Linked DNA regions of Homo sapiens: regions 1 and 3 are each linked to region 2. A link is a loop called in an ENCODE intact Hi-C map of the cell type or tissue named here. Cell type or tissue: heart left ventricle. All regions are shown on one strand. Each heading gives the region's core, and the rest is flanking DNA. Links, peaks and the distances in the headings are about the cores only.

The links. A loop is a pair of places that touch in the nucleus more often than their neighbours do. Peaks named below come from ENCODE experiments on the same cell type or tissue, not always from the same donor. Only the 100,000 strongest peaks of a DNase experiment are listed, where the experiment ranks them.
Region 1: a loop joins it to region 2, with 2.9 times the contacts of the local background. A loop is called at or near these places in 19 of 110 quality-filtered maps.
Region 3: a loop joins it to region 2, with 2.8 times the contacts of the local background. A loop is called at or near these places in 28 of 110 quality-filtered maps.

What each region holds. Positions count from the first base shown.
Region 1 is chr15:98,665,452-98,673,151 of GRCh38, reverse strand. All of the region lies in intron 1 of IGF1R (insulin like growth factor 1 receptor), which reads right to left. Among named protein-coding and RNA genes, the nearest start is that of IRAIN, 19 kb to the right of the region's middle. RefSeq lists enhancers at 1,691-2,416, 3,145-3,870, 3,521-4,720. In heart left ventricle, for the core only: no CTCF peak of the experiment used is centred there; a DNase peak (open chromatin) is centred at 3,364; H3K4me3 peaks cover 172 bases; H3K27ac peaks cover 4,117 bases.
Region 2 is chr15:98,775,055-98,782,584 of GRCh38, reverse strand. All of the region lies in intron 2 of IGF1R (insulin like growth factor 1 receptor), which reads right to left. It overlaps LOC124903560 (a long non-coding RNA gene), which reads left to right. Exons shown (of 2, transcript XR_007064772.1): 1 at 1-7,530. Among named protein-coding and RNA genes, the nearest start is that of MIR4714, 5.6 kb to the left of the region's middle. RefSeq lists enhancers at 4,475-5,381, 5,382-6,289. In heart left ventricle, for the core only: a CTCF peak has its summit at 2,797 (motif pointing left); a DNase peak (open chromatin) is centred at 2,824; H3K27ac peaks cover 1,834 bases.
Region 3 is chr15:98,515,715-98,523,414 of GRCh38, reverse strand. No RefSeq gene overlaps it. Among named protein-coding and RNA genes, the nearest start is that of LINC02351, 99 kb to the right of the region's middle. In heart left ventricle, for the core only: a CTCF peak has its summit at 4,133 (motif pointing left); no DNase peak of the experiment used is centred there.

The DNA.
Region 1 (7,700 bases), core at 1,361-6,360, 110 kb after region 2:
ACAGTAGCTCATGTCTATCAGCCCAACTACTTGGGAGGTTGAGGCAAGAGGATCACTTGAGCCCAGGAGTTCAAGGTTACAGTGAGCCATGATCACACCACTGCACTCCAGCCAGGATAATAAAGACCTCATTTTTTTAAAAAAAAGTAAAATAAAATAAAAAGATGCTCCCATGTGACAGTCTTACAATGCAGGCTAGTGTCTCCAAAGAAGACTTACTGAGCTACACAGAGGAAGCTGGACATTAGGAATCCCACCCAGAAACATTTGTTAACCCTTACGAAATCACTGATTAAGTTTCACCAGATTCACTGCTTCAACTTTCCAGGTACCCGTATTTAGGGGGGAAAAATCCATTCACCCCAAATGAAATGATTACTGGACCAAAATTAGTTAACCCAATCAGAACTACTTGAGTGGCCAAGCCATTATCATCCTATAAAGCTGGAAAGGTTTTTGTATTTCTCAAAATCTTATGACTCTCATCACAAATGAGACCGGAAGAAATACAACGTTTAGCATGGAAGCATTTGAACTGTAGGCACTTTTGCTAACCTACACTTTTTTTTTTTTTTTTTTTTTGAGATGGAGTCTTGCTCTGTCACTCAGGCTGGAGTGCAATGGCGCCATCTTGTCTCGCTGCAACCTCTGCCTCCCAGGTTCAAGTGATTCTCCCACCTCAGCCTCCCGAGTAGCTGGGACTACAGGCGCACACCACCACACGCGGCTAATTTTTGTATTGTATTTTTCGTAGAGACGGGGTTTCGCCGTGCTCGCCAGGCTGGTCTCAAACTCCCGACCACAGGTGATCCGCCCGCCTCGGCCTCCCAAAGTGCTGGGATTACAGGCGTGAGCCATGGCACCCAGCCTTATCTACATTTTATTTCATGAAAAGAGTTGTGGGAAAATGTGAAGGCTGCCAGTCCATCATTTTCTTGGTTACTTTGGATCCTTCTCCTTTGTTGCAAGAATCATAAATATTCCCAATTCTTTTACAGGCAAAAATGAAACGTGTGCCCAAATATGTCCTTTAAAAATAAACATTAAACATTATGAGGGAAACAACTGGCATTGTGGAAAATGTCTGTGCACCCTGGCTAAGCAACTCACTATTGCTTGGATTATATTAATATACACACCATAAAGCTAAGGAAGAACTTAAATTTGAGCCTCTGCATTTCTGTGCTGAGTAAGCTGTAGTTCTTTCGACTTATCGCCTTCATACTTGCCTGTCCAAACAAAAAGATCTCAAGAATTCCACTGAAATAGTCCAAACAAGAGCCTAAACTTACAAAGCTGTTTTTCAGAGCTCAATAGTACAACAACAGGAAGTAGAACTTCTGGGATGGGGATTTTGCTATTTATTTTTTCTTTCAATGGCCACTTTTAAGCAAAAGAGAAAAAAGTCTACAGGCATTACAAATCCTGGAAGCTATGAATCAGGAAGTGGGAAATGGCTGATCCTGAAATGGCCAGCCTGAAAATCCTGGCTCTTTTATGTAGTCAAGTCTCTGAAGCCAGGAATTTCAGAAATCTTAGGCATTTTGCATTATTTTCTGAATCTTAAAAGAGCTGAGACTTGAGAGAAAAGAGAAGGGCCAGGATAAATGAACCAATAAGGAAGCCCCCAGTCTCCAGCTCCATGCCCCTACCACCACACAAATCTTGCCCCTATAATTACAAGCTCAGTTGGGACATGCTCCTTACAAATGACGTTTGTTTACAATGCTGCTAAGGAGAGGGGGTGATAGCCCATGGTTTCTGCAGACAGAGCCTGCCCCAGGCTTCAGCTTTCTCATTCTTTCCCAATGTTGAATCTGGAATGGACTCGGGACCCTAAATATTTCACAACTCCAAACACCCTGCAGTTGATTAAAAACAATGGTCACTTTTGTTTTCAGGAAAGACTATACCTGATTTTTGCTAAGTCTAAGTAAAATGCAAAGACCCATGCAATGAACCTGCATGAATGCTTTCAGACATGCAGATTTGGAGGGGGACACTGCTCTCTTTTGAGCAAATGGAGATCCAGTAACAGAGCGGGGCTCACTCTGCAATGGCTGCATTTGCATCAACGTGAGACACCAAACAAATGCCCGCACACAGGAGTCTACTATGTGGATCGAGGGAAAAGAGGGCACCTTTATCCTTCCAAATATGACAACTCAATAGAAAACTTCTCATTCCAAAGTCCTAAGGGTCCCTACAACAGGAAGCTACTGGAGCTTGTGAAATATTTCCAGTTATTTTCTACAGAAATTAAACATATCAATTCTACCGGCAGGTCATGTGAGATGACAGGTTTAAAAATGTATGTTGATTGGGGGAGAAAAGCAAAGAAAAAAAATAGAAGAAAATAAAGTCATTTCCTGTGTCAGTTGTAATTTGGGAGGCTTTTTTCCAGTGCCCTTCTAAGTAAATCTGCCATAATCAAATGTAGTCAAATATAACTGCAATGTGCAAAAGCACAGTGATGACCTGAGAGGAAGGTGCCACTAAGAACCCCTGGGACCAGTCTTCTATCTCTTCCATCAGACATCCACTACTACCTCCCCAAAAAGGCTCAGGGTTATTTCATAAACACCAGTAGCCTCCCATGTATTTAACTTAGCACAAATAAGAGAACCAATATGTAAGGGATTTTTTTTGCTCTTAAGAACCAACCATTCCTCTTACCCCAGCCTTTACAGACCTGGAAAACCATCCCTGATTTGCCCCCAGCCTCATCCCCCACTACAACTTAAACAAACCTTCCTCTCCAGCCTTGCTTCCAGCCCCAAAATACATTTTTAAAGTTCTGATGCCAAGACCACCCCATCAAGTCTAGTATAATCCTTCTGATCATCTAAGTACCCTCCTCCAGGAGACCTCCAAGATCCCTCTGGGCAAAATGATCTCTTCCTCCAATTCCAGGGCTCTTTCCCAGTGTGCTCACTCCATCCTCACTCATAAAAGCATCTGGTTCCATTCCACAGCTGGGCACACCTTATCTTCTCAAGAGACAATGTAAGCTCTTTTTAAAACAGGGGCTGCATTTTACACACCTCACATACCTCCTGCAGGTCCCCGAACATCCAAACACTCCAAATTTGTCTCTGTCTCCAAATCCTACAAAACCAAATTCTCTCTACCCAGCTCAGCTCAGCATCCCTGGGGCCCCGATCTACCTCATCTGCCTCCTCTGCTCTAGAGTAAAAGCAACACCAGTCACCCCCACTCTGCCGCCCACTGTAGCCGAATCCAAGTGGCACTCTCAGCCCATGCTCTTATCAGTGCACTGGGGGCAGGCCTACCATCTACCAAGCACCAGAAATGCCCCTCCGAGCTTTGTGCAGCCCCCTTGCCAGGCAGACAGCCTCCAGGGCCAGGTTCGGCACGGGAAGCTAGAACACGGGGCTGACTGCACAGCCTGGGGCAGACACACCTCAGCTTCCACACCCACCTGACAAGGCTGCCCAGAGGATGGAGGGAAGTCAGTGTTTCACCCACTGCCCTAATGGGAAGACAGTGTTTCTCACCCACTGCTCAAGCCTGGAAGCAAAAGGTCCCAATGTTCCTACTCGATGACCCGCCCTGTCATGCCCTGTCCAGATATCTAACCCTCACCTTTCTCTGTCCATCAAGCAGTAAGAATTCATAGCAGCCAGCACATATGACCCTGAGGGCAACGTTCTAACAAAGCCAAAGAAAAGGTGGCACACTGGCCTTCAATTCAAAGCCCAGGGTGGCAAGAAAAGGGTCACTAGTTCCCTGAAAATAACTGGCATGCAAAATTCAAACAGGTAATTGGGGTGGAGTTCATGGAAAAGGGAAGAGAAAACCTCACATGGGTTTGTATACCCTTCATTTAAGCACACTGTCTTCAGGCAGCAGAGGTTTCAAGGTGCATGCTAAACACCCTTGCGCAGGTTTCAGAGAGCAGATAAAAGGGGCTAACCAGGCTCTCAGGAAGCCCAATCCGCACACGCACGGAGCCGAGCCAGTGGAAACCATAAGCCTGTCTCATCTGTCTCTAAACTGCTCACAGGATGAACAGGAAGGCTTGATCGATACTGATTTTACAGTCATAGGAGTGACTCATCACGAAATTCTACCCAGCTTAAAGCTCAGCTGTGAACAGAAACAAAACAACATAATGGCAGGGTCAGATTTAAAATAGTAAGTATGACTGGTAAACAGTTAATGCTCATAAACAATTAACAATCACCTTCCCAGCCTCCTGGATTTGCTGGGAGAGGAAAAAGTACTACTGAGGGCTCTGAAGCGGGCTGCAGCAGTAAGTCTGTCTTCTGTGGCAGCCCCTTCCAACTCACTGATGCTGGTGTCAGCTTTACAAAACAGACCCTGGAGGGTCACGAGGAGCTGCTTTTAATAGAATTCCACACATCTGATGGGTACGTGCTCACTGAGGAGGGGAGAGAGGAGGAATGTACTTACATGGAACAGAGTTTTCAGAGAGTGAAATTTAAGCTCTCCTGGAGTATAACTTCCTCTATGTAGCTCCTGCAGAGTTTAAAATAAGCAACTTATCTGTCCTAAAATGAGAGAAATGGGGTCATATAAAATTTCTCAATAATTGAGTTCCTCTCAAACTGCATTCACTTTAAGGAAAGCACTGGGGTGCTCAGAAGGTGCACTACACATTTCAGGCATTTGGTTACAGAGGCGAATGTGCTCAGCGCCATCCTGAAGACATGTACTTTCAAGTACTGGATTCCATGTAAATTTTAATGATCTGTAACCAACTCTCAGACCTGGCCAAGAACTTCCATAGAGAATCCTGGTCTGGAGATCCCTTCACTATGGCACACTGCTCCACTGTTCTGAACTGCATGACTGTGTCCCCTCCAATTCATATACTGAAGCCCCAACCCCCAGATACCTTCAGTGGTATCTGAAGGTGGGGCCTTAGGGAGGTAATCAGGTTTAGATGAGGTCCTGAGGGTAGAGCCCCCATAATGGCAACAATGCCCTTACATAAAGAGGAAGAGACCAGAGCCCCTTGCTCTCTCCACCCTGTGAGGACACATGACATTTGTCATCTGCAAGCCAAGAAATGGACCCTTAACAGAAACCAAATTTGGTCGGCACCTTGATCTCAGACTTCCAGCCTCCAGAACTGTGAGAAACATAAGTCTGTGGTTTTAGCCCTCAGTCTATAGTAACCTGTCACAGCAGTCTGAGCTAAGACATCCATACAGCCCCGTAAGAGAACCAACCCAGGGACGAGCAACACCTCTCATCATCTGACACCACCTCCTGCCTGACGACCAGGCAAAACAAGCACATACACAAACAAGCAAAAGGGGAGGATGAGAGTGGTCATTCGGGTTTGCTTTGGAGGTCCAGAGAAAATGCAAGTCCAACTTCCAGGCACAGACCAGTTGCCCGCAGCAGGCTTCCTCCCATTGGTCTCAGACCAAGGTGAGCCACTCCCCCGGGCGGGACAGAGAAAGCTCCTCTGGAAGCCAGACAAGCTCGGCCACCTCGAAGTCTTCTTTGGAATCCAGCAGGTCCAGGCCTGAGCCCTGGCGCCTGGTTAAACCAAAGGATGACAACCAAGCAGAAAAAAATAGCCCCAGAGAGTATCTGCTGGAGAGGCAGACAGGCGGACCTGGCCTTCGACACACAGCATGCGTGCCATGGTCTCTAGCAGCGCGTCCCTCCAAGCTTCCTGGCCTGTAAGGCGAAGCCTCTAGCCCTTTTCTACTTTTAGGATGCTCAGATTCTTGCCTGCAGAGGTCAATCCCTTTCTTTCAAGGGCTCCCCCCTCTGTAATGAGGCAGTCCATTTACAATAAAAAAAAAATTGAGCTGTCAAAACAAATGAAAAACTTCCAGTATAATCATAATCAGTGAGGGAATCAAACATCTAAACAAATCTCTCTTCTGGAAAAATAAGAAAATGAAAAAGCAATTACACGTCACATGGCTGATTAGCAATAAATTTCATTTGTGACTACGGTGGCATGAGTTTGACTCCTGACTTGCTTTCCTTGAAAGAAAAAAATTATCTGCAATACTGTCTCTTGATATAGAAAACAGACCCATTCCATCTGACTCAGCTCAAACCTGCGTTTTTTTTCAAGGCCTCTCCTGACCTCACAGTTCCCCCGCAGTGATCCCGTGGTACCTAGGACCGCCATGGACAAGGACTGGTCTCCTTGAATTTGTCTCCCCAACTATTCCACACATATACTCGCATAAACAATTGAGAAATAAGCTTTTTAAAATTGTGGTAAAATATACACAACAAAGAATTTAACATTTTAACCCTTGTTAAGTGTATAGTTCACTGACACTGATTCACAATGTTGCTCAACCACCGTAACCATCCACCTCTAGAACTTTTACATGTTCCCAAACTGAAACTCTGTACCCATTAAACACCAATTCCTCATTGCTCCCTCCCCCCAGCCTCTATTCACCGCCCCTCACCATTCTACTTTCCGTCTCTATGAATGTGACTACTCTACATAGCTCACGTAAGGGTAACAATTATGCACTGTTTGTCCTTTCATGACTGGCTTCTTTCACTTCGCAGAGTGTCTTCAAGGTTCACAGACATTGTAGCACATCATAGAATTTCCTTCCTTTTTAAGGCTCAATGATATTCCATTGTATGGATAGACCACATTTTGTTTATCCACCCGTCTATGGATGGACCCTTGAGTTGCTTTCACTTTTTGGCTATTTTGAATTATTTGCTGCCATGAACATGGGTGTACAAATATCTGTTCGAGCCCCTGCTTTCACTTCTTTTTGGGCATATACCCCAAAGTGGAATTGCTGGATCATATGGCAATTCTATGATGAATTTATTGAGGAAGCACCATATCATCTTCCTGTTAAAAAAAAAAAAGGCTGTGCCATTTTAACAGTCTCACCAGTAAGGCACAAGGGTTCCAACATCTCCACATCCTGGCCTATGCTTGCTATCATCTGGTGTTTTTGGTAATAGCCATACTAATGAGTATGAAGTACCAATTGTGGGTCTGACTTACATTTCACCAATGACTAGTGACTTTCAACATCTTTTCATGTGCCTATTTGCCTCAAGTAGTAAGTTTTAAATCAAAAGAATTAACCCCTCCTCCTAAGAGACCTCTCATCACAGAAAGCAAACAGTAGTATCCTTACCTACTAGCATTGTTAAATTGGTTAGTCTGGGCTCAAAACACTTTTGTTTTCCTTGCAAATACCACCATAGGCAATATTCGCTTAGCAAGACCATTCAAGTCCATCTACCAAGTTGCCTAAACAGGACTAACCTTGAATTCTGGTCTCAGGAAGACCTTGTGCGATCCAGGGAGCAGAGCAAGAGAGCAGCTCCTTCTCGCACCATCCTGCATCAGGCAACACACTGCAGCTGGCTTCCCACCTGACTGAAGCCTTCTCCTGTTCTGGCAGCCATGGGCCGCTCCAGCTGGGGATGCTCATCCTTGCAAGCAGCCATCCACGCACAAAGGGCACAGGTTCTCAGGGTTCTCCACATTCAATTTAAAATACCCTAATTTGTGTTGCAGATACTTAATCTAAGTGTTTTTCAGATCCTGTGCCCTAAATTTTGGCTGGAAACATAGTCCCACTCACATCCCTCATGCTCGTGACCAGGCTCTTCCCCAGGCCACATGACCCCCAATTACCTCCCCCTCCTTGAAGAAGGAAGAGACTGAAGGGCGAAGGGACATCCACAGTTCA
Region 2 (7,530 bases), core at 1-5,000:
CCGCAAGCACTGACAATAATTATAAGCAAGGTAAATTATTAAGCTGAAAAAAGATACAGAACAATGCAAAAAGATAACCCCATTTAAGTATTTAAAATTATACAGTAGAACATATGCATATATAATATAAATAAATGAGAGAGTATTTTCAAAATTAGTTGTAATGAAGACTTCATGGGGAAGGGGATGGTGACATTTAAAATGTATTTTCATTGTAAAAAAAACATAAAAATCAGAATTTACAAATTTAGATTTCTATCAATCATGATTAAAATAAGATGTTTTCCACTTAATTCAACATGGTAAACAAAGCTGCTTCCTTTCATCCCAAAATGGACATATTCAGGTTTTTATCCAAATGTGTTACTGAGTTTTGTTTCTTCTTTAAAAGTGTCTAGATTAGGGACTCACAAATTCAATTCTTTCAAGGAATACTACATATTAACAGGAAAGTTATTTGCTCAAATAGGTTTGAGAAATGCTATTTAAAACATAAACAGGAGACCAAGGCAGGAGGATCACCGGAGTCAGGAGTTCACAAGCAGACAGGGCAACACAGCAAGACCCCATCTCAAAAAAAATCAATAGGAGGGAAATAAGTAATCAGCCTTTTGCTGGGCTATGAAAACATTTTAGGCCAGTGCATGAAAAGATGCTCAGAGGATTTCAGAGTTCAAGAAATGTTGGACTACATTAACATTTAATGTAGTCTTGAACCTTAAGACTCTTAAACCTGGAATATCACAATGCTGTCCAAATTATCCATCAAGTCTACAAAGACAGGAAATAGACTCAATATAGCCCCAGTACCCCGGCACAGTAATAGCACATGGTACATAAGGAGCATGTGACATGCATATGCAAATAAGAGGTACAAAATATGCAAGGTAGATAAAGTTCTAAGTAGTTTACATATTTGCCCTATCTTGTTTATACTATTTACCAAAAAAGGCTAAATGTTATTAACTCATTATTTCTATTCAAAAAGCATTTGATAAATAGCAGAAATTCAGTCAAGTACTTACTACTTTACAAAAAGCTCAGGTAAATAAATATAAATGGAAAACTGAGAAACTAGGTTCCACTATAAGCAGAGTCTTCACCAGCTATGGGTAGCTCTAATGGAACAGTAAAATCTTCTAATGGATTTAAATACGATCTGATGTGCGACATTAGTAATTTAATTTGGAGGGACATTTATTTCTAGCAAAAGTGATCAGGCAAGTCCCTTCTACACCCTAAAACCCATTTCTTTTTTGCCCCCAATTTTAAACCTGCCTCACTATTAAAGCTTCAAGACAAACTCTACAATCATTTTATCAAGCTCCAAACAAGCTGCAGAAGTACTAAAATTGTTTTTAAATTATAAATCAATTTGGGAAGAAGTGACATTGATAATATTCCAGTTTCTCACCTAGAGAAAATGGCATTTCGCTTCATTTAAATCTCTTTTTCTTTATTTTGAAACAGGGTCTCGCTCTGTCATCCAGGCTGGAGTACAGCGGCACAAATGTGGCTCACTGTAGTCTTGACCTCCTGGGCTCAAGTAGTCCTCCCACCTCAGCCTCCTGAGAAGTGGACATGACAATTGTATGCCACGACTCCCGGCTAAATTTTGTTTTGTTTTGTTTTTTAAGAGACAAAGCTTGCCATGTTGCCCAGGCTGGTAAATCTTCTTTTCTACATTGTTCAGTAAGATTGTGTAGATTTTCTGTAAATACATCCTACAAGTTTCCTATTAGAATTACTTCTTGTTATCTGGATTGTTTAATTAAAAAGAAATGCAGTTTTATTACTTCCAAAAACATTAAGCAATTCACTTATCTATCTAAACCGTAAGGAGATCCTTAAGGAGATAGACTGCCTAAAGTGAATAGTGAGGCATGATTTATAATTAGTATGTTAATTTCATCTGTAAATAGGAAACTATAAAACTTTTCAAGGTAGTTTAAAAAATTCCATCAAGTAGATAACATATTCACCTTACAATTTTATTTACTCTCTCTCTCTTTTTTTTTTTTTTTTTTTTTTTTTTGAGACAGAGTTTCATTCTTTTTGCCCAAGCTGGAGTGCAATGATGCAATCTTGGCTCTCCACAACCTCCACCTCCCGGGTTCAAGCGATTCTCCTGCCTCAGCCTCCTGAGTAGCTGGGATTACAGGCATGCGCCACCACTGTGGCTAATTTTGTATTTTTAGTAGAGATGAGGTTTCTCCATGTTTGTCAGGCTGGTCTTGAACTCTCAACCTCAGGTGATCCACCCGCCTCAGCCTCCCAAAGTACTGGGATTACAGATGTGAGCCACCACACCCGGCCTACTCTGTTAATTTAAACAACTATTAAATGAGACAATACACTGCAAAGCACTTAGAAAAGTGCCTGACACAGGAATAAGTTTTCTTTTTTCTTTTTTTATTTTATTTATTTTTTTATTATACTTTAAGTTTTCAATAAATGCGAATGTTTGTTATTACATAAATTTAAAAAAAAAAAATAGCCACCTGGCTCCATTCTTGGCCACAAACTCTGAAGAGGTGGAGTTAAAGTGTGTGAGGTATGTCGGATAACCTCCCATGCAAGTCACTACCACAGCTGACATCCCGGAGCCAGAGAACTTGATGAATGTCTTCAATGGTCACAGCTGAAAAGGGAACTAACTCCAGGTCCCCAGGCTGACTTGCCCTCCGAGCCTGGAGGGCAAACTCTGCTAATTAACTCTCTTTGCTTGGGTTCGCCTCTGTCATCTTCACCCCTGTGCCAACAGGCTATCTCCACAGATAGCCTGCTCTCGTGTGCCCTCTACTGGAGGGCTGTGGTTCCAGAGTTGCTCCAGCCTCGGACTCGGCTCCCCGCAGACGGAATGTCCTCCTCCAGGGAGAGGCTCGAGTCAAGTGCTAATGTGTTGTCAACCTCTGACTCCAGAGAAGCGGATTATATGATTTAATGATAGTTCCGCATCAGAAAAGATTTTGAAACGTGTAGCTCAAAACAGTAAAATTTCACAGTGATTATCTGAAACTGAAGTAGTCCAAACCGCTGACGGTGTAACCTGAGCAACTTGTTTTAACTCCTCTGAGGCTGTTTCCTCATCTGTACGGTGGGAATAGCAGTACTTACCTAACCAGGCTGAGGATTAAATGAATTAGTATCTGTAAAGTGCTTAGAATGGTACATAGCACAGAGCAGTGTTCTTAAATATTTCTTGAAAAAATTAATAAAGGAGAAGCCTACCTTAAACCTTCAGAGAAAATCTGAAGTCGAAATTTTTAAAAGCTAAATTTTAGAATCAATTGCATTTTAAAGTCATCATGAAACATGAGGTTGCTGCTACACAGTCACTTGTGCTGGATTATATAACAGGTGAAAACTTATTCTCTTGGGAATTTCCAGAACTCTGTGGCACAGCCAAAATACACCGACCTTGAATACATTGTTCTGGAACAAAGTGGATGTACTGAACACTGAATTGATGTTACTACTTCGTACCAAGCACACAGCACTGAATGCTCTCACGCTCAATTATCTGACAGTGATGCTAGTAAGAATAAAACATAATTTTTAATCTTATTTAAAATGTATTATGCACTCCCAGAGTACTTACAAGAAACTACTCTTCTGCTTTTCATGGATATCTATTCATAAGAAGAAAGACAGCTGGTTTTGGGGCTGGTGGTGGGTTTTTCCATTGTTTTCAAAAGACAGAGAGCTATGCATATGCTGACTTCCAAAGAGGCTATCATCAGTCACCGGAAATCCACAGAAAAGGTCACTGCCAGAGATCTGCCATGTGTGATCCACCCACTCTCACTTCAAGGCCACTAGCACCACTACCAGGCTGACACAAGGCCCCTGGGAAGGTGGCCCAGTGCAGGACAGACACAAAAGGGACCACAGTCAAGGAGCAGCCTTACTTTCTCACCTCACCCAAGATAGAGAGCTATGGGCCAAGGGAGGGGAAATCAGGATATGGCCACCCAGGCCAGGGCTGCCCCCACTCCTCAACCCTGCTCCCCTGGAGAAAGACCGTACTCTTATCAAGGGCCCTGTGGGTGACAAAGAGCTAGAGAGCCACTGTGACCACTGGGTTTCTGCACCATTTGGCTAATGAAAACCATGACCCTCTCTGGGTCTCAGTCTTCTCATCTGTGAAGTGGAAGGATAGGCAAAATGACATGAATAACAGAATGAGTGACTATAACCCAAGCCCACAGCTTAGTGTCAAGGATTGTGAGAACGAAGCAAAAGGCATCAAGCACTCTGAATTGTTCAAATAATGAAGATGATGCCCACAAAGACAGATAGAACATGCCTCAAAGCTTCTCAGTTTTCCTACGACTAAGATAACCAGTCACCATGTGGCATGACTCCGAGGACCACGTACAGGCTTTGCATCTTCTGTGAAGGCTTCAGTTGCCCTTGGGGATACATCGCCGTTCTGTCCACCAACACTCTCTCATGTTCTCAGGACATAATTACCTATTTCTGTTCTATCCTCACCCCCTAAAAGATTAGTCTAGAACCTGTTCTTATTAAGCTCTGCATTGTCATTGCTGAACACTCTGTCATGCAGTAGGTGCTCAATAAATATCTAACCCCCGTACACACATCAAAAACAAAAGAGCATCTATGGGTCTTTATACTGTAAGGTTTTACTTTCTTCTCCCCTACTTCCCTACTATTGGTCCCTCCATCTAGACCTTACGATCTGCAGTGGTCTACATTTGGGACCCTTACAGTAAACGTGTGCCACTTCTCTGAAAAGTCATGCAGCTGCTCCCAGCTCCGTCTCTGCATGACCAGGCAAGTGAGTGCAGACCTCATCTTACATCTGTGTGGTTCTCTTTTCTGCAGGCTGAAATGCTGCTCTCCCCATCAACTGTGAGGATGCACTTGCTGCCCTCTTGCCCACCAAGGTATGGGGCCTGGAGAGCTACGTTTGTGTCTGCTCTGACTTTGGACAGCCCCCACAGGGGTCATTCCCCGGCAGCTCATTCCATCACTGAGATGTGCTGAGATCCCAGAGCCGCCTGCACCCTTGAGGTTCCTCTTCGGTCATCATTCCTTGCTTGGACTTCTTTAGACGTCTAGAGACTTCCGAGGTCGGTGAGCAGACTGTGTCCTTAACCAGCATTTTGTTTCTCAGGGCCTCCCCGGGCCCCTCACCACCTCCCTCTCAGACTCCCAAACCCTGGAACTGAATTCAAGGCAACCTTCTTCCCTCTTTGAAAGGTTTAACAAACAGCGTCTCAACTTTAACCTTGGCAAGTACATTAACCAAGTTCCAGGTCACATGAATTAACGGATGGCCCACTTAAAACAAACCACACTGAGTAGCTACGAGGAATGTCTCCACTGCGGCAAGTGCAAAATCCAAGTGAAGGCCCTGATCAGCAAATTGAGCGTGCTTCAGGACACCCGCCCCTCCTGCCTGGCCCCCTGCCGCTGCAGCAACACATGTGAACTGACACGGTATCTGAGCACACCCCGGGAAACAGACCGCAGCCCTCCCTGGCGCCCAGTGATTACAGGCCAAGGCTGAAAGCAGCAACAAGAACCAAGAAACAAAGCCTTCTGTGAAACCAGAAACCACACAAGGTCACAAAAACAGCAAGAACTTGTAAATCCTGAAAACCCTTCAGTGAGGAATTTTCCTAAGCACCTGTGTCCAGCTCTGAAACAACAGTGGCTTGACACATACCTGAGACGATGAGAGCACAAATCCAGCCGCCCCTCCGGAAAGACCATTCAAGGTCACGGGCGTTTTAAGATGTGGTTCTCTTTTGGGCTTATCTGTGGAAAAACATCCAAGGCACAGACCAAACAGCTGCTTTGAAAACACACTCAAGACAGACCACATCCTTGCACACCGCTGTGGCCTCAGGTGAGAGGAGGTGGAGGTGAGGGCCGCCCAGCACCAATGTCTGGTAATGGCAGGTAGGGGAACTTCACATGCACCTATGTTATTTCAGAGCCTGGGCTCAACAGGGAGGTAGGGGGAAGGAGGGAAGAGGCTCTTAAAAATAATGCTGACAAAATCAAGTACCAAGAACACAAGTGTCCTGATAACTAGTAAGTTTCTTTTTTAAAGAAATAAAATCTGGCTGGGCGCAGTGGCTCACACCTGTAATCCCAGCACTTTGGGAGGCCAAGGCGCGTGGATCATCTGAGGTCAGGAGTTCAAGACCAGTCTGGCCAACATGGCAAAACCCCATCTCCACTACCAATACAAAAAATTAGCCCGGCATGGTGGCACATGCCCATAGACCCTGTTACTCAGAAGGCCGAGGCAGGAGAATTGCTGGAACCCGGGAGGCGGAGGTTGCAGTGACCTGAGATCACACCACTGCACTCCAGCCTGGGCGACAGAGTAAGACTCCATCTCAAAAAAAAAATAAAAAAATAAATAATAAAAAATAATTAAATTAAAATAAATAAATAAAAATTTCTCTTGCCCCTTCCACCCTCCCTTCGGGAGTTTAAGGAAAATCACCACAAAAGAGAAAACCAAAGTCAGTCAAAAGCTGCTTAAAGGATGTGCAATTACATGTGATTGAGAAAGTCTGTATGATTAAAGCCAGAAAGAAGGCTGCGTACTTGGCAAATACTAGGCACTGTATTTAGGCAAATATTCTTTCAACTATCAGTCTCTTCCTCCCACAACACACCTCCCTAATTTGCAAAGATTTGTTTAATAGACCAGTGGTTCTCAAAGTGTGGTCCCAGACCCCAAAAAGGATCACATGGGAACTTGACAGAAATGCAAATTCTCATCATCCAACCAGCCCGAGACCTGCTGAATCGGAAACCCTGGGGTGGGGCCCAGCCCTGTGAGCTTTAACAAGCAACCCAGGGGATTCTGACCTGGGAGACCCACTGTACTCTGCCTGGATCCTTCAGTGCGGACCAGGGACCCAGCACCAGCAGGGGCCACAGGCACAGAAGCCAGGTGTTGCTCTGATCCTTATAGCTGCAGAGGTGGCCAAAGACCCCTCCCCAGCTGCTTCCCCGACAAGTGGGGGCTTGGGACACATCCCAGGTGGCATAGCTGTGGTGGTGGCAGTGGTAGGAGGCCCAGGTTGAGACATGAGGGGAAGAACAGTGTCTAGGGCAACGGTCCCTGAACTTGTTTGCACAAGGTACTCACCCAGAAGCCTCGAAAACACGGATGCCCAGTCCCACCCCTGGAAATGGTGATTCAGTTGGTCTAGAGGTGGGGGTGGCAGCCTGGCTTTGGAATCGTCAAAGCTCCCCAGGTGATAATAATGTGCAAACAAGTTTAGATCTGCCTACAGTCTTGTGACTGTTAAAACAGAGATGGGGCAGGACACAAAAGGCACCTTCCATGTGGAGGTGGGGGGAACGAGGCAATGGTCCCGCTTGCTACAGCAGGGAGGACTTGGCCTGACCCAGCTGGGGGTCATCCATTTCTGAGTGCTCCAGGGGCCTGGAACCAGCAATGGCTTGATACACATGGACTCAGGTATTATAACCTATTTTCCCTCTAAGGACTCTGGGACTAAGGCAGGTTAT
Region 3 (7,700 bases), core at 1,361-6,360, 260 kb after region 2:
GATTCAGTGAGGTCACGGCTGTGGAGTGCTCAGCATCGTGTTGGCAACTGGAGCCGAAAGCACATCAGCTGCTGCTGTTATTTTAATTGGTGATGGAGGGAGGGCGGATGGACGGATGGAGCAGATAGTTGTTACAAGATGCCGAGGGCCCGGCCCGGTGTCTCAAGCTCGTAATCCCGGCACTTTGGGAGGCTGAAGTGGGTGGAATGCTTGAGTCCAAGAGTTTGAGACCAGCCTGGCCAACATGGCAAAACCCCATCTCTAAAAAAAAAAAAAAAAAATCACCACCACCACCAGATATTATCTGATCATAGTGGCTTGCACCTGTGGTCCCAGCTACCTGGGGGGCTGAGGAGGGAGGGGACCTTGAGCCTGAGAGATTGAGGCTACGGTGAGCTGAAATCGTACCACTGCACTCCAGCCTGGGTGACAGAGTGAGACCCTGTCTTAAAAAAAAGAAAAAGAAAAGATGCTGTGGCCCTGGGCTAAGGGATGCATGTCAGGACAATGGGAGAGAGAAAAAAAAGAAAAAGAAAAGATGCTGTGGCCCTGAGCTAAGGGATGAATGTCAGGACGATGGGAGAGAGAAAAAAAAGAAAAAGAAAAGATGCTGTGGCCCTGAGCTAAGGGACGCACGTCAGGACGATGGGAGAGAGAAAAAAAAGAAAAAGAAAAGATGCTGTGGCCCTGAGCTAAGGGATGAATGTCAGGACGATGGGAGAGAGAAAAAAAAGAAAAAGAAAAGATGCTGTGGCCCTGAGCTAAGGGACGCACGTCAGGACGATGGGAGAGAGAAAAAAAAGAAAAAGAAAAGATGCTGTGGCCCTGAGCTAAGGGATGAATGTCAGGACGATGGGAGAGAGAAAAAAAAGAAAAAGAAAAGATGCTGCAGCCCTGAGCTAAGGGATGCACATCAGGACGATGGGAGAGAGGTGGTGTCAGGACGATGGGAGAGAGGGGGTGCAGGCTCAGCTTGGTGTTTATGGCAGATCTGAATGGTCCCTGAGGAAGGAACTGGGGTGCCATCGCGGATCCATTTGGCTCCTAAGCTGTGCACCTGGAGGGCCCAGTAAGGCGTAGGGAAGGCTTGTAGGTTCAGGCCAGGGGGCTGAAAGAATGTGTTTACTCAGCTGTTTATTTACCACTCTGTATGCCCATGACATTTTCACCCTGGAAGGTGGGGGACAAGGAGGTGAGGCTTCTGCAGAGGCTGAGTTCTGGCCCACTGAAGCTGTTGACATCCTCCCAAAGTTAGGAGCCTTTCCCTCCAGGAGCTATTCCCAGCAGTGAAATTCTTCCTAGGCAAACTTGGTGGACTGAAGACTTGACACTTTTTGCCACTTATTGCAGTCTTTGATTCCAGAATAGTGATTGGCAGGGGGAATGGTGCTTCCGAAACAAGCAGGGGAAGCTGCTGTTCCACAAGGGGCACCAAGTAGGTGTTTACGTCCAGGCTTATCTTGGGGGGGCGGGGGTGAGGAGGAGGAGGAGGAGGAGGCAGTTGCTGTGGCAGCCTCCTTCCCCTATGGGATGCTCAGAGGTGAATTGGAGGCTGAGGTGGGGTCCACAGATTGGGGATACAGCCCCCTCCCCACTTGGGGACATGCCAGCCAGAATCTTTGGTCTCTGCAGAGTGGGAAACAGACTGCTGCTTCTCAGCTGAAGTTGGATGCTATCTATTTGTTTTAGCTGGCTGGGTGTGGTGGCTCATGCCTGTAATCCCAGCACTTTGGGAGGCTGAGGCAGGTGGATCACTTGAGGTCAGGAGTTCAAGACCAGCCTGGCCAACATGGTTAAACCCTGGCTCTACTAAAAATACAAAAACTAACCAGGCATGGTGGTGCGTGTCTGTCGTCCCAGCTACTTGGGAGGCTACGGGACAAGAATTGCTTGAAACCCGGAGGCCGAGGTTGCAGTGAGCCAAGATCGCACCACTGTACTCCAGCCTGGGCGACAGAATGAGACCTGTCACACACACAAAACCATCATCTGAGTATTCAAGGATATAATTTACCTTCAAAAGTAAGGTGAGAGGAAAGAGCTGCAGAGGAAGAGTTGACGAATAACCAGCACATTAATATGTACGATAGCCCGTCTGTGTGTGGACATGTAGTTTTATAATTCATACTAGCAGTGTTCTTACAGAGTCTTACAAAGACTAGCCCAATTAAAGCAGAAGAATTGGCATAATCTTATGAACCTGCACGGCCAATGTAAGCTAGCAAAATAATAACTCAAGCTGGATTTTGACCAAGTCATCAAGTTCTATCCCGTTAGTCTCATGCTCAGGGTACCAGCATGTCTGCATGGTCTCTAGGCTGACTCTACAGCCATCTTAAGAGGGCTCACGCTTCATCTCCTTGGGGTTGGGGCCAACCCTGCCATCAGGAATGTTTTCTATTTTCTTTGGTACCCTCTGCTGGGCTGCTTTTTGTTTGTTTGTTTGTTTTAATTTTTAAAAAAAATAGGTGAGCCAGGCAAGGTGCAATGTGCCTATAGTCCCAGCTACTTCAGAGGATGACTTGAGCCCAGGAGTTCAAGTCCAGCCTGGGCAACATAGCCAGACCCTGTCTCTAAAAAAAAGAAAAAAAAATAGGTGAACATAATTTTTAGAGCAAGTGTTCACTTTTTTTTTTTTTTTTTTGGGGACGAAGTCTCGCTCTGTTGCCCAGTCTGGAGTGCAGTGGCGCAATCTCGGCTCACTGCAAGCTCCGCCTCCCGGGTTCACACCATTCTCCTGCCTCAGCCTCCTGAGTAGCTGGGACTACAGGCACCCGCCACAAAGCCCGGCTAATTTTTTGTATATTTTTTAGTAGAGACGGGGTTTCACCATGTTAGCCAGGATGGTCTCGATCTCCGGACCTCGTGATCCTCCCGCCTCCACCTCCCAGTGTGCTGGGATTACAGGCGTGAGCCACTGTGCCTGGCCCAAGTGTTCACTTTTTAAAAAACTCCTCAAGGAATAAGTGACTTTCCTTTCACAAAAGAGTAAAACTAATGTCCTTTCTTGCCTCTTTCACCCCAGCAGGCATGTATCCAGTAGATGTGTTGGAAGATGATCCTGACGCACAACAGGAAGCAGCTCTGGCTTACCATGCCTCACTTAGGGAAGGAGCTGGGGCCCCAGCTGAGGTTTTCTGTCTTCCCACTGGGGAGAAGGTATACGTGATCTTCCTTGGCGAAGAGCTCTGTAAAATCTAATTTACAGAGTAGAATGTTATTGAAAGAATATAATAGATTAAAAAAAAAACCATTCTGGAGTGAGTATTAGAATAAGTGCACCCTCAGAGGCAGAATGAATCCTGCATTGGGATTCTGGAGTCCAGAGTGTCCGTCCAGAGTTGCCAGGCAGTGAGCCAGAAAGCCTGTATGAATGTCTACCACTAACTTACTAGCTGTGTGACCTTGAGCAAGTGTCTTAACCTCTCTGGTCTCGGTATTGTCATCTCTAGACTGGGGACAATAACAGCACATATCTTATAGTGTTGTTATGAGAATTAAGTGAGATACTGTGTGCTATGCCCAGCTACCTCGGTTTCCCCATTTGTAAATGAGGGGATTGGTTGGTCTTCAATCTCCGAGGTTTGATTCAGTTCCAAAACTTTGTGATGTGGAATGAAGTTATATCAATTTTGATTTTTGGCACTGATGCAATTCTATGCATTTTGAGTAGGGACTGAAAAGTAACAGAGAGAAATGAAAACCATTTGTTAGGACAGTAGGATTGTGGGTGAAATATTAAAATTGTGTTACTTTTAAGATCTTTATTTCCCTCCCTGCAGTAAGTAAAAAGAATATGTAAGTTTTAGTCAATACCTATGTCAGCTACCTTTCTTTCAGATTTGAGTCTGATCTGTTGAAAGAGACAAAGTTTTCTTGTTTTATACGGATACAATTTCACTCACAGCAGGTATTGTTATCTGGTGGGCAAAGTTGGTTGAGAAAGACAGGGTTTTATTTCTCTGCACTGAAGTTGTTCCTGAGTTAATGAAAACAATGACTTGTACAGTTTATTGTGTGGCTTCCTTGAGATTTTGGAGATGCTAGCTCGCAGTCATTCCCTGAAGAATCCAGCGCTCATCTGTGATCAAAACCCTCCACGTTTTTGATCTGCAGATGGAGGTCGCTTTCCTCACACGCTTCTAGCGCCCCCTAGTGGCTATTAAGCCAAAAAGACTTTTAAAAGCTCGGTCAAGGCTAGCGGCTGTCTTAGCGAGCCAGCGTGGTGAGGGGCAGAGTTGCATGGAGTGTGGGGGTGCTAGGTCATCTCGGAAGTGGGGAGAATTACAAGAGTTAGCCCTGAAGTACTTTAGGATGGAGTTTCAATCATCTGCATGTATTTCACACATATTTATGGATTACATTACTTTCACCCCGCCCCAATATGTAGAATACTCAGTGAGTGAAGAATTTTAGTGTTATTAGTGACAGCATAAGACAGCTACTAAAATTAAGTTGTTTTAATGTGATAGGAATGCGAAATGACTTTATACCTATTTCCTTTTTCCCTTTCTAAAAAAAGGAAGTTTTGGCTGGGTGCGGCGGCTCACGCCTGTAATCCCAGCATTTTGGGAGGCAGAGGCGGGCGGATCACCTGAGGCCAGGAGTTCGAGACCAGCCTGGCCAACATGGTGAAACCCCATCTTTACTAAAAATTAAAAAAAAAAAAAATTTAGCCGGGTGTGGTGGTGGGTGCCTGTAATGCCAGCTACTTTGGAGGCTGAGGCAGGAGAATTGCTGGAACCCAGGAGGCGGAGGCTGCAGTGAGCCGAGATCACACCACTGCACTCCAGTCTGGGCAACAAGAGTGAAACTCTGTCTCAAAAAAAAAAAGAAAAAGAAAGTTTCATGAAAACAATCATTTGATTTCCTACTATTTTACTATTTTTGTAGTTAATAAGAAATGGGAGGCCGGGCGCGGTGGCTCACACCTGTAATCCCAGCACTTTAGGAGGCTGAGGCGGGTGGATCACGAGGTCAGGAGATCCAGACCATCCTGGCCAACATGGTGAAACCCCGGCTCTACTAAAAATACAAAACATTAGCTGGGTGTGGTGGCATGTGCCTGTAATCCCAGCTACTCAGGAGGCTGAGGCAGGGGAATCGCTTGAACATGGGAGGTGGAGATTGCCATGAGCTGAGATCTCGCCACTGCGCTCCAGCCTGGGCGACAGACAGAGACTCTATCTCAAAAAAAAAAAAAAAAAAAAGAAAGAAAGAAAGAAATGGGAGCCGTCTCCTGCCACTCGGGATGTTGAAATAGTCTAATTTGGAGTAATATTGGACCTCCTCATTGCTTAAAGAAGAAAAGAAGGTTTAACTTTTCTTTTTGAATGCAGAGAAGTTTTTCGAAACAAAAAGAAAGATAAGGAAGTGGTTTGAACATACATCATGTCATTTCACTTTGGTCCTCCTAAAAATATTTCCTTTTGATAATTAACTCTTTTCCAGTCTTGAAATTGTCCTATCACATTTAAGATACAATAATATTAATACTTATCAATTTTTCTAGTACATGCTCGTCGTTTAATATTTAGGAACTGTTACAAAGGATGGAGAAAATAAAATCATCCATAGTTAACTGCTGTGAGCATTTTGATGTGTTTGCTTTTGACTTTTGTATTTTTGCATTTCTTAAAACATGGGTGATGGGAGGCGGAGCCTGCAGTGAGCCAAGATAGCACCATTGCACTCCAGCCTGGGCGACAGAGTGAGACTCCCTCTCAAAAAAAAAAAAAAAAACATGGGTGAGATTACTCTCTGAATATAATGTGGTTTATAACAAGCACCTTTTCCTTTTCCTTTTCCTTTTCCTTTTTCTTTCTTTTTTTTTTTTTTGAGGCAGGGTCTCTCTCTGTTGCCCAGCCTGGAGTAAAGTGGTGTGATCACAGCCCACTGCAGCCTCTACCTCTCAGGCTCAAGCGATCCTCCCACCTCAGCCTCCCAAGTAGCTGGTACTACAGGCATGTGCCACCACGCCCAGCTAATATTTTATTATCTGTAAAGATGGGGTCTCACTATGTTGCCCAAGTTGCTTTCAAAGCCTTGGGCTCAAGTGATCACTGAGGTCTCCCAAAGTGCTGGGATTACAGGCATGAACCACTGTACTCAACTGTCTTTCTGTGTTGATCCAGTGCTTTGTAAATTTTGGGCTTAATGGCCCGTAACAGCTGGCTTGTGGATGAACCATGTTGCACACCACCTTTCGGGAGGGCCAGCTTGGGGACTCTTCATTAAAGTGACGCCAAAGACCAAGACATTTATAGGTTGCAAGATTTGTTAAGAAATCATTCTCTAAAACTGTGGAGGCCTGCTGTCAACTTATTTGAAACAAAGTTTTGCTCTTGTCACCCAGGCTGGAGTTCAGTGGCACTATCTCGGCTCACTGCAACCTCCGCCTCCCAGGTTCAAGCGATTCCTCTGCCTCAGCCTCCCGAGCAGCTGGGATTACAGGCGCTGGCCACCATGCCCGGCTAATTTTTTTTTTTTTTTTTTTTTTTGTATTTTCAGTAGAGTCGGGATTTTGCCTTGTTGGGCAGCCTGGTCTTGAACTGCTGACCTCAGGTGATCCACCCGCCTCGGCCTCCCAAAGTGTTGGGATTACAGGCGTGAGCCACTGCGCCTGGCCGCTATCAACTTTTAACAAGCAACCTGGCTGCCCAGCTCAGCCAATGTGTTCTTTTGTAATTTTCTTATACCTTTCTTGGTTTTCAAAACAGACTTGGTACCAGAGCACATTGACCTTTTTCATTTGATGACCACAAAGAGGGCTTTGGATGTGGGCACTTCAGAGAAGTCTCTGGGACAATCTCAGTATTAGAGACACTGGTTTCTGTCTCATATAACAAACAAGTGCTCAGAGTTGAGCTTCTCTGTCCCAGGGCTGACAGGGAGCCTAGACTGGGCCTGTAGGGCCCAGAGAACGTGTGCATTTCTTTTTCTTTCTTTCTTTTTTTTTTTTTTGAGACAGAGTCTCACCCTGTTGCCCAGACTTGAGGTGCAGCATCACGATCTTGGCTCACCGTAACCTCCACCTTCTGGTCTCAAGCGATTCTCCTGCCTTAGCCTCCCAAGTAGCTGGGATTACAGGCATGTGGCACAACCGCCTGGCTAATTTTTGTGTTTGTAGTAGAGATGGGGTTTCACTATGTTGACCAACCTGGTCTTGAACTCCTGACCTCAAATGATCCAACTGCCTTGACTCCTGAAGTCCTGGGATTACAGGCGTGAGCCACCGCGCGCCCAGCCTTTTTTTTTTTTTTTTTTTTTTTTTGACATAGTCTTGCTCTGTCACCCAGGCTGGAGTGCAATGGTGTGATCTCAGCTCACTGCAACCTCTGCCTCCCAGGCCCAAGCGACTCTCCTGCCTCAGCCTCCCGAGTAGCTGGGACTATGGGTGTGCCACTACGCCTGGCTAATTTTTTTTGTATTTTTAGTAGAGATGGGGTTTCACCATGTTGGTCAGGCTGGTCTTGAACTCCTGATCTCAAATGATCCTGACTGCCTTGGCCTCCCAAAGTGCTGGGATTACAGGCGTGAGCCACTCTGCCTGGCTGATCTGATGGTTTTGTAAGGGGTTTCCGCTTTTGGTTGGCTCTCATTCTCTCTTGCCTGCTGCCATATAAGACAGGCCTTTTGCCTTTTACCATGATTGTGAGGCCTCCCAAGCCATGTGGAACTGTGAGTCCATTAAACCTCTT